Regions from separate parts of the Homo sapiens genome. Here region 2 is linked to region 1. The links are chromatin loops, found by intact Hi-C in ENCODE. Cell type or tissue: endothelial cell of umbilical vein. All regions are shown on one strand. Each heading gives the region's core, and the rest is flanking DNA. Links, peaks and the distances in the headings are about the cores only.

What was found. Hi-C counts contacts between places; a loop is a spot of excess contacts. Peaks named below come from ENCODE experiments on the same cell type or tissue, not always from the same donor. Only the 100,000 strongest peaks of a DNase experiment are listed, where the experiment ranks them.
Region 2: a loop joins it to region 1, with 3 times the contacts of the local background. A loop is called at or near these places in 4 of 110 quality-filtered maps.

Annotation. Positions count from the first base shown.
Region 1 is chr5:69,237,419-69,240,339 of GRCh38, forward strand. All of the region lies in intron 2 of CDK7 (cyclin dependent kinase 7), which reads left to right. Among named protein-coding and RNA genes, the nearest start is that of CDK7, 4.0 kb to the left of the region's middle. In endothelial cell of umbilical vein, for the core only: no CTCF peak of the experiment used is centred there; a DNase peak (open chromatin) is centred at 1,633; H3K27ac peaks cover 1,574 bases.
Region 2 is chr5:69,293,687-69,296,607 of GRCh38, forward strand. It overlaps CCDC125 (coiled-coil domain containing 125), which reads right to left. Exons shown (of 12, transcript NM_176816.5): 9 at 1,107-1,214. Among named protein-coding and RNA genes, the nearest start is that of CCDC125, 38 kb to the right of the region's middle. In endothelial cell of umbilical vein, for the core only: no CTCF peak of the experiment used is centred there; a DNase peak (open chromatin) is centred at 1,605; H3K27ac peaks cover 1,080 bases.

The sequences.
Region 1 (2,921 bases), core at 99-2,598:
GGCATGGCTGATTCCTTATCATCCAGGCTTCACTCAAATGTCTCCTCCATAGAGGCCTTTGTTCATTCCAGCTACATGTATGCCTCCCTCCTTCCCTATGCTTTGCTATATTTCTGTCATCGATGTGGCATTTGTCGAAATTTGAAATCCTCCTATCTATGAGTTTATTGTCTGTTTAATTCCATTCACACTGTACCTAGGGCCATGGCTAGTACATTTGTAGACACTGTTAAAAATGTATTGGCCTTTCAGCTGGGCGCGGTGGCTCATGTTTGTAATACCAGCACTTTGGGAGCTCGAGGCAGGCGGATCACCTGAGGTCAGGAGTTCAAGACCAGCCTGGTCAACATGGCGAAACCCCTGTCTCTACTAAAATACAAAAATTAGCCAGGCATGGTGCCCCTGCTAGTCTCCTGGCCTCAAGTGATTGTCCTTGCCTAGGCCTCCCTAATTGCTGGGATTACACGTGTGAGTCACTATGCCTGGCCTATTTCTTGAGGTGTTTTTTCTCCCCCAGTTTTAGACGTTGTCTATACTTTCTACTATGAACATTGAGGATTTGGTGTTGTAGACCTTATTCCAACACTCATAATTTCTACTCCCGTTCATTTGCTAGGATGTGTTTAATTTTATAAAAAGGGAAGGAATCAATAAATAAGTTACTCTGTACTCATTCACCTGTTGAGTCTTGGACTTTAGAAATACTGATGTATCTCATCCTTTTAAAAAGATTATGTGGAATTTGTTTCCCAATTTATTTAACCAATCACCTATTGATGGCCTTTTGGGTTATATCTCATTTTTCAGTGTGTGTCTTAAATCTGTGTATCTCAAAACAATATATAGTATTGCATACTTTTTTTTTCCTTTTTTTTTTTTTTTGAGACAGCAACTTGCTGTGTGTTTCCCTGGCTGGAGTGTAGTGGTACAATCATAGCTCACTGAAGCCTTGACCTCCTGGTCTCAAGCATTCCATCTGCTTCAGCCTCCCAACCAGCTAGGAGTACAGGTGCATGCCACCGTGCCCCACTAAATTTGTTGTTCTTCTTGTAGAGACAGGGTCTCACTCTGTTGACTAGACTGGTCTTCAACTCCTGGGCTCAAGTGAACCTTCCACCTTAGCCTCCCAAAGTGCTGAGATTACAGGTGTGAGCCCCTGTACTCAGCCAGTATTGCATACTTTAAGCTATATATGTATATTTGGCATATTCTTCTGCAACTTGTTATTCTTTTTTTTTTATTTTATTTTTTTTTTTGAGACAAGGTCCCACTCTGTCGCACAGGCTGGAGTGCAGTGGCGTGATCTCGGCTCACTGCAACCTCCACCTCCCCAGGCTCAAGCAGTTCTCCTGCCGCAGCCTCTCAACTGCTGACCTCAACTGATCTGCCCACCTCGGCCTCCCAAAGTGCTGAGATTACAGGCTTGAGCCACCACACCCAGCCTGCAACTTGTTATTCTGAGTCAACATTATTTCCGAAATCCTCTATATCGTATGATACATGTAGATCCAGTTGATTCATGCTCGTTGATTATTAGATTCCATTATATGACTACACTGAAATTTTCTATCCAAACTCTCGTTGATAAACATTTAGGCTGCTTTTTAATGTTTTCCTTTAATACATTCCTTCTCTGGATAGTCATCTGTGAGTCATCTTGTATGCAGGTTTGAGTTTCTCTAGAGAATGTATCTATAATTGAAACAAATTATGAATTGATGCTTCAGAGTATCACAACCATCAGCTTTACCAGATATGGTCAAATTGCTCTCCAGAATGATTGGACCAGTTTACTGTCCCACCACATTCTCAACATCATTTGCATTGTCAGACTTTAAAACGTTTGTCAATTACGTAGATTGAAAATGGTATGTACTTATTGTTTCAATTAACATTTCTCTGATTACTGGTAAAGTTCATCATCTTTTCTTACACTTACTGGCTTCTTAGATTTTCTCCTGTTTTCTGTTGGATTACGTACTTTTTTTGTCCTATTGATTTATTGGACTTATTCATACTTTTTGTTTTTTTTAATAGAGACAAGGTTTCACTTTGTTGTCCAGTCTGGTATCAAACTCCTGGCCTTAAGCAATCCTCCAGCATCGGCCTCCCAAAGAGCTGGGATTACAGGTGTGAACCACAGCAACCAGCCAGAATTCTTTTATATTCTGGATATTGATCCTTTGTCAGAAATACACATTGCATATATCATTTCCCAGTCTTTGGCAAGGCTTTTAGTTTATTTATGGTATCTTTGAGGTACTGAAAGTTAAATTTTAATATGATTGAATTTGTTAATTTTTTTGAAATCTTTAAAGGCTTCCTTTTTATGTGCTTTCCTGTTTCTGGATTACAAAGAATTCTGTACTTGTAAAATTTTTAAAATATTGATTTTAATACTTAGATCTTTATTCCATCAACAAGTTTTTCCTTTGTTGTATGATATGAGGATCCAGTATTTTTTTTTTTTTTCAATAGAGACAGGGTCTTTCTATATTGGCCAGGCTGGTCTTGAACTCCTGGCCTCAAGCCATCCTCCTGCCTCAGTCTCCCAAAGTGCTTGGATTACAGGCATGAGACACTGTGCCTGGCTAAGATTGAGTATTTTTTCTTCAGTTGTCCCAGTACTATTAATAGTCTGTCCTTTTCCCAATGAGTTGTAATGCCAAATTCCCCATACCCTTGCAATACCAAGTTCCAGTATTGGAACTTGGGTCCAATTTCTGGGCACACTATTCTGTTCCAGTGGTGGGTTTGTTTGTTTTTTTTCCCATTGCTGTTGAAATATTACAGTGACTTTAAGAAGTCTTAAAATCTGTCAACTTCCATACACCTTGTTTTTCTTCTTCAAAATCATTTTGGCTACTCTATGAGACAGTTGGGAAATGTGAATCAGGAAAATTTGAATAGGAACTAGATAT
Region 2 (2,921 bases), core at 330-2,829, 56 kb after region 1:
TTTAATTTTGTCCTATTTTATTCTATTTTAAGTTCTAGGATACAGGTGCAGGATGCAGGTTTGTTACCTAGGTAAATGTGTGCCATGGTGGTTTGCCACACCTAAGGACTTTAAATTCCATACCTTCAATAAAGGTAAAACATTTTAGAATTATGGTCCATGTACTACTGTATTTGTAAGTAAAGACCAAATATAATGGCAGCTATCATTTGAATTAATGTCTGGCATGTTCATGGTGCTGTGCTAAACATTTTATGTCTATTTCCTCACAACAATCATCCAAGGTAGTTATTACCCTCCACTTAATATAGTAGGAAAACTAAGACCTACCCCGTCCAAAGCCACACAGCTAGTAAATGGTGGAGCAAAGATGCAAACCTAGGTCTGGCTGGGACAAAGGTTCCTTTCACTGTGCCTTGCTGCTGTTCAAATACATTCCATGCTTATCTCTCCATTAATCAGTGTTGCTGATCCTAGTGATTTTAAGCATAAATGTACATTTTCCTTCTATTATATAGTAATTTTAGGGACATGTATAGATGAGAACATATAAATTTTAGGAATATTAATTATGAACTTAGGCAAATGACTTTAGGTAGCTTCAAATATCATGCCAAGTACTTTTTTTTTTTTTCTTGGAGATGGAGTTTCACTCTTGTTGCCTAGGCTGGAGTGCAGTGGTGTAATCTCGGCTCACTGCAACCTCCGCCTCCCGGATTCAAGCGATTCTCCTGCCTCAGCCTCCCAAGTAGCTAAGATTACAGGTGACCGCCACCATGCCTGGCTAGTAGAGACGTGGTTTTACCATGTTGGCCAGGCTGGTCTTAAACTCCTGACCTCAGGTGATCTGCCTGCCTTAGCCTCCCAAAGTGCTGGGATTACAGGCGTGAGCCACCGCACCCTGCCCCAAGTACTATTAATATTTGTATTTTGGAACCAGGTAAACAAAATCCAGTTGATAAGTTGATGCTATCACATAAAAACTAAGCATAAGTTCCATAGGCAATAACTACTAAAATGAAGTTAATTATTGCAAACATTTCCATTTATTCTACTATTAACAGAGAAACAAAACTAAAGCTTTTGCTGTTGTGATAACGCAATACCTCTTGTTTGAGCTGAAGAAGCAGTTTCCGAGTGGATGCTGCCATTCTGGCACAAGAACAGGGGTTCCCTCCGGGCCCATGACAAAGGCAGGCTCCGAGGACCGCAAGCTTTAAATTGAAAAGCATTGCTCCTGTTATTAAGTGTCACACTGTTTTAGCTGCACACAAACACAGGGGCATTTACACACATACCCATGCACACTACTACTCAGGCATCTGATCCAAAAAAACTGGAAAGGAAAAACAAAATAGAAGAAAGCTGAGACTGGGATCTCAGAATACAAATAGAAATTAACTACAAACGACAAAAAGAATGTCATGACTTGGAACACAAACAAAAGGGAATTTTACCTTCCTTCATCTCACTCTTAAAACCTTTAATCCTGGCGCCACTCTCCTATAGGTCTGAGTCCTTGGCAGGAGTTTAGCCTAACAATATGGTTAACGCTAACATCCACAGCATACCTTTCCTGTAACAGTGTGGCCCTGATGCCCGGCATTCACTACTGCCAGTTTCCTCTAAGCTGAGTCATCTACTCAGAAATGACGAGGGAATTGTAATATATAATGAGAAAAACAGTCATCCCTCCACTCCTAAAAAAAATAAAAAAATACGATTGATTCCTGTGTAAAAGAATAAAACTTCAGCACCATCCAAACTTATGCCAAGGGTGAAGTTAAGCCCTGGAGACTCAGTCAGGTAGCATGTTTGAAATGCTGCTTCTAGATTAGAGAGTAACCCTCTTCCTCGTTGCTCTTGTTCTGTAAATGAGGAGGAGAGACCAGAGACCAGACCTTTCTGCTTCCATCACTGACCTCCGTTACAGATTAGCTGTCTTATCTTCTTATACCTAACTCAGAGCAGATGACTTCGAAAAGAACCCCATGGCTGTTACATCTTCAGTGTGGAATGTTAAATATACCTTCCCCAAAAGAAAACGATCACCTCAACTAATATCTCTGTAACTATGCACTAAACCATACCATCAAAAGATGTTGAAATTCTGTTAAACTTCCCTAAACATTGTCCATACTTCCCTAAACATTGTCCATATAAGCCAGCACAAACTTCTACACTTTAGAACACTGACTTCTTTTTTTTTTTTTTTGAGATGGAGTCTCGCTCTGTCACCCAGGCTGGAGTGCAGTGGCGCGATCTCGGCTCACTGCAAGCTCTGCCTCCTGGGTTCACGCCATTGTCCTGCCTCAGCCTCCCGAGTAGCTGGGACTACAGGCGCCACCACGCCCGGCTAATTTTTTTGTATTTTTAAAGTAGAGACAGAGTTTCACCGTGCTAGCCAGGATGGTCTCGATCTCCTGACCTCGTGATCTGCCCGCCTCAGCCTCCCAAAGTGCTGGGATTACAGGCATGAGCCATCGCACCCGGCCTAAAACACTGACTTCTTTGGAATCTGTGGCTCCTTGGGTGATCCATCCTCAACTTTTGTACTTGAATAAACTCTTTAAACTAGATTCTGGCCAGGCGCGGTGGCTCATGCCTGTAATCCCAGCACTTTGGCAAGCCAAGGCAGGTGGATGATCTGAAGTCAGGAGTTCGAAACCAGCCGGACCAACATGGTGAAATCCCATCTCTACTGAAAATACAAAAATTAGCTGGGTGTGGTGGCTCATGCCTGTAATCCCAGCTACTTGGGAGGCTGAGGTAGGAGAATCACTTGAACCTGGGAGGCAGAGGTTGCAGTGAGCTGAAATCATGCCTTGCACTCCAGCCTGGGCAACAAGAGCAAAACTCTGTCTCAAAAATAAATAAATAATAAACTAGATTCTGATTCCTTTATTTTTATACTTGGTTGA